4 separate regions of the Mus musculus genome follow, and regions 1, 2 and 3 are each linked to region 4. A link is a loop called in an ENCODE intact Hi-C map of the cell type or tissue named here. Cell type or tissue: left cerebral cortex. All regions are shown on one strand. Region 1 has its middle 1.7 kb from the start of Wdr66. Region 2 overlaps Wdr66 (WD repeat domain 66). Region 3 overlaps Mlxip (MLX interacting protein). Region 4 overlaps Bcl7a (B cell CLL/lymphoma 7A).

Region 1 (2,500 bases), 120 kb before region 4:
GTACACTGTAGCTGTCTTCAGACACTCCAGAAGAGGGAGTCAGATCTTGTTACGGATGGTTGTGAGCCACCATGTGGTTGCTGGGATTTGAACTCTGAACCTTCGGAAGAGCAGTCGGGTGCTCTTACCCACTGAGCCATCTCACCAGCCCCAACGCTAATGGATTTAACCAAGCTGGGCTTGCGTGGTAACAGCAAGATGGTGCACTCTCCACATAACTTCAATCCCAGTTTACTAAACTTCTCTGCATGCTGTGTCCTGGTGAGAAGGTGGGCAGTTGTGTGTAACACCTGTGAGGCCAAAAAAATTGGGTTTTAGCACTGGGAGAATTTTATTAACTGCTTCATACCACTTCTTGCCTGGCTTCCTGGAGAGGCATGAGCACACATCTGTTCACCTTGCACTGATGGCAAACTGAAGGAACCCACCCAAATCAGCCCTGTGAGCCCGTGAGCCTCCTGGGGTTGCTTAGAGGCTCTCTCGGCACTATGGATATACAACTCGCAGGCAGCTAGCTCCACTGAAATCTCCTTTCACACAGTAAAGTCTTGTGTAGTCCAGGCTGACTGAACAGACCCTTCTGGCTTCATCTGCCTAGTTCTGGATTTGTAGGTGGGACATCATGCCTGGCCCAACGTCTAGTTTTTTGTTTTGTTTTGTTTTTAAGATTTATTTATTTATTTATTACATGCAAGTACACTGTAGCTGTCTTCAGACGCCCCAGAAGAGGGAGTCACATCTCATTACGGATGATTGTGAGCCACCATGTGGTTGCTGGGATTTGAACTCGGGACCTTCGGAAGAGCAATGAGTGATCTTAACCACTGAGCCATCTATCCAGCCCCCAACGTCTAGTTTTTATTTATGTATTTATTTATTCATTCAATCATCCGTTCATTCATTTATTTATTTTACTGCTTTTATGACCTCCGGAAGGGCTTCCTGACACTTGAGGGAACCCCACCACCCAACCCCCACCGAGTTTTTTGAGCAGGTCTCCGTTTCCCCTCCCCTACGAATGCCCAATCTGGAGAAAATAACTGCAAACACTACTTTCGTTACATCTTGTCCAACTTTAGGAAAGTCAGAATCGCCAGTGTAGGGGAGTAGCTCTTGTGGAAGTGTCCTTTAGGAAAAAGCTGTGGCGTGAGCTGCTAGCCCGGCAGGGGGCAGGCTGGTCCGCCTCGAGGCCGCTTTCTGGGCACGTGATTACCATCCTGCTTCCTTGCTTTCCTGCGACTAGCCGTTGCCATAGGGACGGAGCTTGGTTGGCAACCGTCACTAGGGAGTATGGACAGGAGCCCCTGGAGGTCTCTTGGGATTTCCCGAGGCTGGACGACCCAAGGCTTTTGAGAAAAGAAGTGGGAGCGTCCCTGTAAGTGCGAAGTGGAGGGTGCGGCTCGGGTTGGGGTCCGGGCCAGGCAGCGGCAAGGGTGTGGGACCTGGGAGGTCCCCAGGAAAAGAAACTGGTGGCTCCTGGACCTCGTGGTAGGATAGACTTGCGCACCTGTGGCATTGCCCCCGCCTGGGTGTGGAAAATGTCAAAGTGGCATTTTTTTCAAACAAAAGAACTAAATTCTAGCTCTGTCGTAAGTCGTGCCTCCCAGGGCCACAAACTTTTTCATTTCCTTTTCCTTTTCCTTTTCCTTTTCCTTTTCCTTTTCCTTTTCCTTTTCCTTTTCCTTTTCCTTTTCCTTTTCCTTTTCCTTTTCCTTTCCTTCCTTCCTTCCTTCCTTCTTTCTTTCTTTCTTTTTTTAGAAAGATTGTGCTGGCCTAAGAACTCGAGTGATCCTCCTGTCTCTACCTCCTGAATCGCAGTATTACAGACATGGGCCTAGCCCCCTGCTCCCAAACTCTTGCTTCATGTAGGTGCAAAATGAGAGAATGTATCAGAGGAATTAAATTTTTTTAAAAAATGATTTTATGTGTGAGACTGTTTTGTCTGCATGTATGTATGTGTACCACCTATGAAGTTCCCGCAGAATACAGAAGAGGGTGTCAGATCCCCTGAAACTCAAGTTACTTATGGTTCTGAGCGATCGTGTCATGGCTGGGAGTCAAACCTGGGTCTTCTGAAAGGGCAGCCAGAGTGCTCTTAATCACTGAGCCATCTCTCCAGCCCAGAATTAACTTTCTTTCTTTCTTTCTTTCTTTCTTTCTTTCTTTCTTTCTTTCTTTCTTTCTTTCTTTCTTTCTTTCTTTCTTTCTTTGCACATACCATGTTGAATGTGTTGATTTGGGAGTTAGTTTTCTCTTCTGGCCATGTGTTTCCCAGAGGAGGGGGCTCTGTCTACCTTAGACTTAGGGTCTCACCTGCCCCAGAGGTCTTTAAAACTCTCAGGTTCTTTGCAGAAAACTATTGCTTTTATCCCCATAGTACCTGATATCCCCCACCCTGCTTTTTTTTTTTTTTTTTTTTTGGCAAACACTTTGGGTGAACCTGTGTTGAGCATTTGACATGTATTGCCCCAGTCTGCAAATCATGTGAGAATGTAGGATT
Region 2 (2,500 bases), 84 kb before region 4:
CCTGTTTCATACCCCCCAATTTCATACATTAAATTTAAGAAAACATGGCAAGAGGCTACTCTTGCAGAAGACCAGAGTTCAGTTCTTCACATCCACGGGGTAGTTTACAATCATCTATAACTTCATTTCTAGTGGATCCAGCACCGTCTTCTGAAGGCACCAGGCATACATTGGCACACATTCCTATATGTAGGCAGAAACTCTCATGCGCATAACCATTGTTCAAAATCTAAAATAATTAAAAAAAATAGAACTCAGATAGTTTTGTTATTTTGCTTGCACAATAACAGTTACATATTCTGTATTGGAGTTTTTGGTGTTTGTTTGTTTGTTTGTTTGTTTCGCATGGCTTCTTGAGACAAGGTCTCATTACGTAGCTGGTTCTGATCCTAAGCTTGTCTTCCTGCCTCATGCTCCCGAGAATCCCTAAGAGTTCCCTTAGCTCGTGGTCTACCACCCCACCATTCATATTGTAAATGTGCAATTCTTGGGTCTGAATTAAGCACTGGTCATGAAAACCTGAGGGTTCTAGCGCAGTCCCTGGGACCCACGTAAAGGAGGAAGCTGAGAACTGACTTCCCGGAGTTATCCTTTGACCTGCCGCGCACACGCTGTGCACTCCTGCCCACACCCCAATAACTTTGTAAGGGTTTCATGTACACTGCTCAGAACATGTGGAGCCCTAGGTTAAAGAAAAAGACAAACCAGCCATCATTAGTGTGTTAGAAACATTCCTGGGAGCTGCCCTATGGCGGGAGCCACCGTACAATCTGCCTCTGCTGAGCCCATTCACTTCCCGCAATGCCGCAGGGGCGCTGGACAGTCATGGCATCTGCGCGTGCCTTTACAAAGAGGTGTACAGTCGTCATCTCGGAGGCATGAGAAGACGTTTTAGAGCATAGATGGATGCTACACTCGACCTTCAGTTAGCTTCAGGGTAGAGGCTTTGAAGACCAGGCCTAACTTCCCACTCTCCCATACTAGAGGGCTTCACAAACACTGGGCGAGCAATGCTGATTCTGCCCAGCAGAGGCCAGTAAAGACAGCCCTAGCCAATTACTCTGCCCACCTGCCTTGCTTATTAATCAGAAATCTCACTTAATCAGCTTGCCTGACATCCGAGAAAATTTACTCTTTCTCCCTCTGTCATTAGAATTCTTTTAAAAAGATTAAAAAAAAAAAAAAAAAGCTCTCCTAGGATGGATTGGAGGGCTAGAAATAAAAGCCACATTGTCAGCTGGCCCCGGCGCTGTCTTTGCCTGTGAATGACAGGGTGTGGCTTTATGATGATTCTAACAGCAGAGTCTTCCTAGAAAGCAGACCGTGTCCCACTGCCCAGCCTCGGTGATGTGGGAGAGCTGTTGGATCGCTCTCCATGGTCACCTGTCGTTATATGGCAGTGACTGTGAGTCAGTCACCCATCCATGGTAAGAACATGCCATTTACGTTAGGCAACGCTGACTGGGCTCCCGTGTACTGTAGACATGGAGCCCAGATAGGTATAAGTGGTATTTGCTATATATTTACAATAAAAGACCCCCCCCCAGGACTGGGTTTCTTTGTTTATCCCTGGCTGTCCTGGAACTCACTCTGTACTGTAGACCAGGCTGGCCTCAAACTCAGAGATCCGCCTGCCTCTGCCTTCCGAGTGCTAGGATTAAAGGCGTGTGCCACCACTGCTGGGTTTTGAGCAGATCTCTTAACTTCTCTTTAGCCTTGGAGATGTAAAATGGTGTTTCAGTAAAGGCCGCTTCATTGGGCAGCATTGCATGGAACGTCACAACACATGGGCTCCAGGGTCTGCCACAGTTAGACGACGTTCCGTGGATGGATCTCGCCATGAGCACTATGGAACAGCCTGGTGTTTTTCTCTATTTCAGCTACATTGTCACCGGTGACATTAAGGGCAACATTAAGTTCTACGACCACACCCTCTCCGTGGTCAACTGGTACAGCAACTTCAAACTGGGCGCCATAAGGACTCTGTCCTTTTCAAAAACCATACCAAGCCTGCCAACCGAGAAGTCCAACCTCCCCACAGACTGCACTCTAAGAGGCGACCTTTTCGTTGTCAGGTGAGCCCTTAGTGAATCTAGTCATCTGGACGGCTGAGAAATGACTGGTGCCCCCTTCAGTTTGCGTGCAGTGCAACCAACCAGCGTGTCTCTTGTTCCTAGGAGATAGAATTGAGGGAACGCACCTTCCTAGTTAGTCTTAGAAACAGCTCCGTGGCTGCATTTAGTATTAGATTTTTAAAAAAAAATTAATTGTTGAGGATTTTACTATCTAGAAGCCGGAGTAACTGGAAGCTGGGTGGCTTTTATGCCTGGGTTCTCATCTCTTACTGCGCCTGGAGGAGTCCTTGGCTGTGGGTTAGCCTCATTTCTCAGAGCTAAGCTTGTCCTAGCCGCTGAGGTTAAAGGCGTTGTGGTAATTAATAGCCATAACATTTCAAGACTGAATTATCTGTGAGTCTGCTTAATTACCCTCGCTGTCTTTA
Region 3 (2,500 bases), 68 kb after region 4:
GATCAGTGAGTGACCCAGAGCTGTAATCAGCAGCCTGTACTCTCTGTGTTGGCTTCCTTTTGGAGAGAATGAACAAGAGTCGGTGTCTAATTTACCCCAGCGAGCAGAATCCGTGATCCAGTCCTGCCCTCCTGTGTTCTTGATAGCCCAGTGCTTTCCTTCTGAGGCTTGCACTTTAATTTTCATTCCAAAGCAGTCTTTTGCCAGACCGCTGAAGAATTCATGGTTTGCTAACTCCATCCAACAAAATTGTAAGAGGGGCCTTTGTTGTCCTGTGAACTTCCTGTTTTGTGTCAGCAACCCTCCTTCTAGGAAGGGGGGGGGTAGGGGCAGAGTGTATGAAGACGTCTTCATGGAAACATTAAGCAATTGTTTTAATAACTGGGTTTAGAAGCACTGGACCAGCAGTCCTAAAATGAGTAAGAGCTAGACCATGGCTGTCTCATGGGGTGGAGGCTGGGCTAAGTACCTGGCAAATGTCCCTTGTGGTCATGGCCATGACACAGGAAGCACACGGTTCAGAAGTATGAGGTAGAAGAAACTTCCAGGTACAGGGCCAGTGGTCTCACAAGCTCTCTAGTATTTCTGGCTATAATTTAAAGAAGCCTTGTAGTTGGACTGTCTGAAAGATGTGTAGACCAGGGCGGAAAGCAGAAACCTGATCAGAGGCTTTTGGGTGCCCTGCTTTCTCATGGAGTGACTGCCTCTGCTGCTGCCTTATGGAGTCTTTTAAAGTAGCTTTTCCTAGTTTTGTGGGAAACTCGACTTGTGGTGTAAGAAGGGCTCCTATACACATAGCCCCTCTTCCCTCTGTGAGGTGCCAGAGAGCACATTAGGAAAGAAACAGACAGAAATTATAACACATCCACCACTGAGCTGCACTCCCCAGCCTTCATCACTTTGTAGCTTTTGCCATCGTATAACTATGAGCGATGGTGTAGGACTTGTCAGTCATCCATTCTGTGTACCAGACAGGGTTTTGGACTAGTTTCTTTATGTGTGTATAGCGCCACTTGCTGGCTGTAGAGATGTTGCAGAAATATGAGATGGTAGAGGCTTAGAAATGCATATTTTCCTGCTAAAATTTGACTTTGTTTGCCATAAGTATTGTGAATAAGAGAAACATCTCAGCAAGCGGTTGGGGAGAACCAAGGAATGCTTGCACTGTTTATATATAGGTCAATATCCTTTTCTGTACCTGCTACTCTCATCATGATACCTACCTGCAAGAGCTGTGTGTGTAGTCTGATGGGGAAGAGGTTGACAGCACACTGCCCCCTTTTTCATAGGTGCACAGCGGAGGTATGATTGGCCTAGGTTAGCCCACTGGTTAACTCTCACAGATCTTGAGAGGGCACTAACATCTGTTTCTTCCTGGAGCCATGGGTCCAACACAGCTCTTTGTAGTCACTCTTCTTTTGAAGTCATCTCTGAGATAGTACTCAGTCAGATTCTGGTACTAATGAGCACATGGCACAACCATGGACTCCTGGCTGTCACAAGAATGGAGTATCAGTTATAGAAAAAGTGTTTTTAGTTTAGACTTGCTCCTTAATTTCATTTGAATACTAGAACTGCACACTGGCCAGACCTGAAATTGCTAGAGGACCTTGCTCCCCATGGGAAGACCGACTGACTGTGTTGAAGACAGGCTCTGTCTGCAGCCTTCTCTGGACTAGCCCACTGGCTCTTACAGCTCTGATGAGCTCCACTTCTGTTACCTCGTCATAGTCACCAGCCAAGCAGGAGCAGTGCCTCCTCGCTTCTCCTTGGCCTCAGCTTAAGTTTTAGCCCCTGCATTGGTGTTCTCTCACACAACTCCTGGATGGCACGGGCCCGCGTCTCCCTTCTCTCCTCCCTCAGCTCTTAGGTCTTTCCTCACAGAGTAGGTGCTGAGCGCTCCTGGCTGAGTACAGAGAAAGAAAGCCATGGCCCTGCCACTGCGACCGCATGTCAGGTGCCTGCTCCAGCTCCCTCTTCCATGTGTGTGCATGTGTGGGCGGGTGTACATACACATGTGTGGGTGGGTGTACATACACATGTGTGGGTGGGTGTACATACACATAAACAGACAGACTTTCAACTAACCCTTAGTTAAATCACTGTGGAGGAGATGGCATTGTTTGATTATACCCAATAAACAGAAGCACCAGAACACCCCTTGCCAACGTAGTTGCACAGCTGGGGCGGAGGGAGTACAGGCTCCAGTCCCTTAGCTAGGGCCTTATGCTCACAGACGGATGATCAGTTACATGGGCAGGTTAGTCATGCCTCTGGAGTGGCAGCTGAAAGAGGAGGTGGAAAGACTCTTCAGGTTCCTGACCTTTGGCCAGAGACTGTTGCTATCGTTGTATTCTCAGATGCTAAGAGGGTGTGCTGGGACACTTTTTAGGGACGGGTCACTGTGCTCTTTCTTTTTAAAAAAATGCTTATTTTTATTTTGTGTGTATGAGTGGTTTGCCTGCATGTTTGTAAATGCATTGCATGTCTGGTGTCTGTG
Region 4 (2,500 bases):
TCTACCTTCCTTTTGCCAAAAAAAAAAAAAATTGTGAGACAGGGCAAGAGGGAGACGTCATAGAGCATAACAGCCCAAGCGATCATCAGATAAATGATTGCTTCACAGAAGGCTGCTGTTCAGCCAGATTGTAATATAGAGAATTTGTAAAGATGTGCAAACGTCTGTGCCCTCACCATTTAGAGAGATGGAAAAACCTATGTGCACATGAGGGAACAATCTAGAAAGGTGGAACCAAGGTCTTTAAAATACTGGTCTGTGTATCTTAGAGGTGTGAGGTATCAGTTGAGTTTAGCTATGCTTTTTTTTTTTTTTCCATCAATGGTTAGCCTTTGCTCAAGTCACTTAGAGTCATCCTTATTGTTAAGAGAAACACTGGGCTAGGGATGGAGTTCAGTTGATAGAGTATTCACCCAGGGCGGGTGTGCCCAAAGCCCCGGGGTTGATCCTCACCACCAAATAATCTGTGCGCCCGTGGATCCCAGCACTCAGGAGGCAGAGTTCATAGGACCCAAAGTTCTGGGTTATCCTTAGCCACCAATAGAGTCTGAGGCTGGCCTAGAATATTTGAGACCTGTCTCAAAAGAAAAATGCGGGAGCGGCAAGGTGACACAACCAGTAAAGGTGCCTGTCCCTAAGCCTGCCAACTTGAGTTCAGTCGCCAGAACTCACATGATAGGCGAGAACAGACGCCATCCAGTGGTCCTCTGGCCGCCGTATGCACACCGTGGCATGCAAACATGTATGTTAAAGAGACAAATGTGTTTTGTTTTTTTTTTTTTAAGTTAGAACTGGAAAGATTTCTCAACAGTTAAGTGCGTTGGCTGCTCTTACAGAGGACCCAAGTTTGGTTCCCAGCAAGCACTTGGTGACTCAAGGCCATCTGTAACTCCTAGATGTTCTCCCCTGGCCTCCGAAGGCAACAGGCACACATGTGGCACACAGACATACATGCAAGCACTTACACCTATCCACATAAAATAAAAATAAGTAACTCTTGGGAAGTTAGGAGAAGGCTAGTTCTCTCCAACAGCCTAGTGAAGTCTCTGTGGCCATAGCTTCCCTGGCGACAGCCATGATTGCTGTAGTACTTGGTGGCCAGCAGAGGGCGCCAGACACTGGCAGCATTGTGTGCTAAATATCTCTAGACAGAGAGTAGGTATGCCTGGAAGAAGGGTTGGAGACCCGGGAGCCCACTTGTAACCTGGCTCCTTATAACTGTTTGGCTAGTTGATGAATCAGAAACTTCCCAAGCTTTAGTCCAATCCAGCTCTGGAAGCCCCCAGCCACAAAAGTTTCCAGATCTGGGTATATTTAGTCCTTGGCCCATCTGCTGCAGCTTCTCATGTGTCTGAAAAACAGCTTCTGTTGTCTCGCTTCTTGCTCAGATGCATCCGAGGAGCAAAATTCACAGTCTTCGATGGAAAACTCGGTGAACAGCTCCGAGAAGGCAGAACGGCAGCCATCTGCAGAATCAGGGTTAGCGGCAGAAACGTCGGCAGTCTCTCAGGTACCTGCAGCTCGGGCTCTGTGGGGTGGGGCTGGGGTCCTCCACGGTGTGTTGAGAGTTGTGCTGCTTCCTGTTGGACTGTTAGAACACTGCTTGTCCACTGAGCAGCCGCTCCAAGTATAAGCCTGTGTATGCCACCTGGGATCCCGGTGACGGGAGGGACATGGGATTTCTCTGTGTAGCCTTGGCTGTCCCGGAACTCACTCTGTAGACCAGGCGGGCCTCGAACTCAGAAATCCACCTGCCTCTGCCTCTCAAGTGCTGGGATTAAAGGCATACGCCACCACTGCCCGGCTCGTGACCCCACATCCTTAAGGTTAAGGAACACATGACCTCAGAAACCTAAAGGCCCGATTATTGTTTGGCATTTTGCATGTGATATACGGCCCCTGCTCAGATCCCTTCTGTGTTACAGCCAAGTATCAACATCGTTCTTGGATTGTCCAGTGCAGATCCAAGGCCCAGGGGCAGGAGGCAGATATGATGGAATCTAGCCCGGGTTCCAATCCAGCTCTAGTCAGCTGGATATGCAGGTGCCTGCCGATAATCTCAACTACTCAGAGAGTTGAAGGAGTAGAATAGCAAGTTCAAAGCCAGCGTGGGACACTTAATAAGAGACCATCTTTATCTGCCTGGCTGGCCCTATATCCCTGTTGCCTGGAATAGGAGCAGGTCTTTAGCAGGCCCTGTGCTGACCTCATAAGGAGGGGCTGACTTGGGTGTAAAAGGCTTGGAGAGAAGGCTGGGATAGACAGTGATGGGGGGAGGGGCTGGAGCTGCTCACCTCCCAGCATTGCTAAGAGGTCGGGCTTGTGTTCTCAAGTCAGTGGGACAAAGGTTGGCAGCCTCGTTTCCATGAGCCGTTTACAGTTTTTAAGGTGATGTTGGGTGACACCTGTAGAGAGGCCACGTCATGACAGCTCAGACAGATGGACAGGTACAGCAGGTGGATCTTGCTAATGGGAGTCAGGGGCATGGTAGATGGAAAGA

The links. Peaks named below come from ENCODE experiments on the same cell type or tissue, not always from the same donor. Only the 100,000 strongest peaks of a DNase experiment are listed, where the experiment ranks them.
Region 1: it touches region 4 in a loop (10-fold over the local background); 6 of 42 quality-filtered maps call a loop at or near these places.
Region 2: it touches region 4 in a loop (2.4-fold over the local background); 13 of 42 quality-filtered maps call a loop at or near these places.
Region 3: it touches region 4 in a loop (3-fold over the local background); 30 of 42 quality-filtered maps call a loop at or near these places.

Annotation. Positions count from the first base shown.
Region 1 is chr5:123,250,843-123,253,342 of GRCm38, forward strand. It overlaps a transcript of Wdr66 not described here. Among named protein-coding and RNA genes, the nearest start is that of Wdr66, 1.7 kb to the right of the region's middle. In left cerebral cortex, a CTCF peak has its summit at 1,162 (motif pointing right); a DNase peak (open chromatin) is centred at 1,204; H3K4me3 peaks cover 523 bases; H3K27ac peaks cover 206 bases.
Region 2 is chr5:123,284,359-123,286,858 of GRCm38, forward strand. It overlaps Wdr66 (WD repeat domain 66), which reads left to right. Exons shown (of 21, transcript NM_001370840.1): 10 at 1,881-2,075. Among named protein-coding and RNA genes, the nearest start is that of Wdr66, 32 kb to the left of the region's middle. In left cerebral cortex, a CTCF peak has its summit at 1,026 (motif pointing right); a DNase peak (open chromatin) is centred at 1,009.
Region 3 is chr5:123,436,002-123,438,501 of GRCm38, forward strand. All of the region lies in intron 1 of Mlxip (MLX interacting protein), which reads left to right. Among named protein-coding and RNA genes, the nearest start is that of Mlxip, 42 kb to the left of the region's middle. In left cerebral cortex, CTCF peaks have their summits at 119 and 1,022 (motif pointing left); DNase peaks (open chromatin) are centred at 154 and 999.
Region 4 is chr5:123,367,945-123,370,444 of GRCm38, forward strand. It overlaps Bcl7a (B cell CLL/lymphoma 7A), which reads left to right. Exons shown (of 6, transcript NM_029850.3): 5 at 1,389-1,510. Among named protein-coding and RNA genes, the nearest start is that of Gm23458, 8.4 kb to the left of the region's middle. In left cerebral cortex, a CTCF peak has its summit at 1,099 (motif pointing right); DNase peaks (open chromatin) are centred at 1,158 and 1,338; H3K27ac peaks cover 828 bases.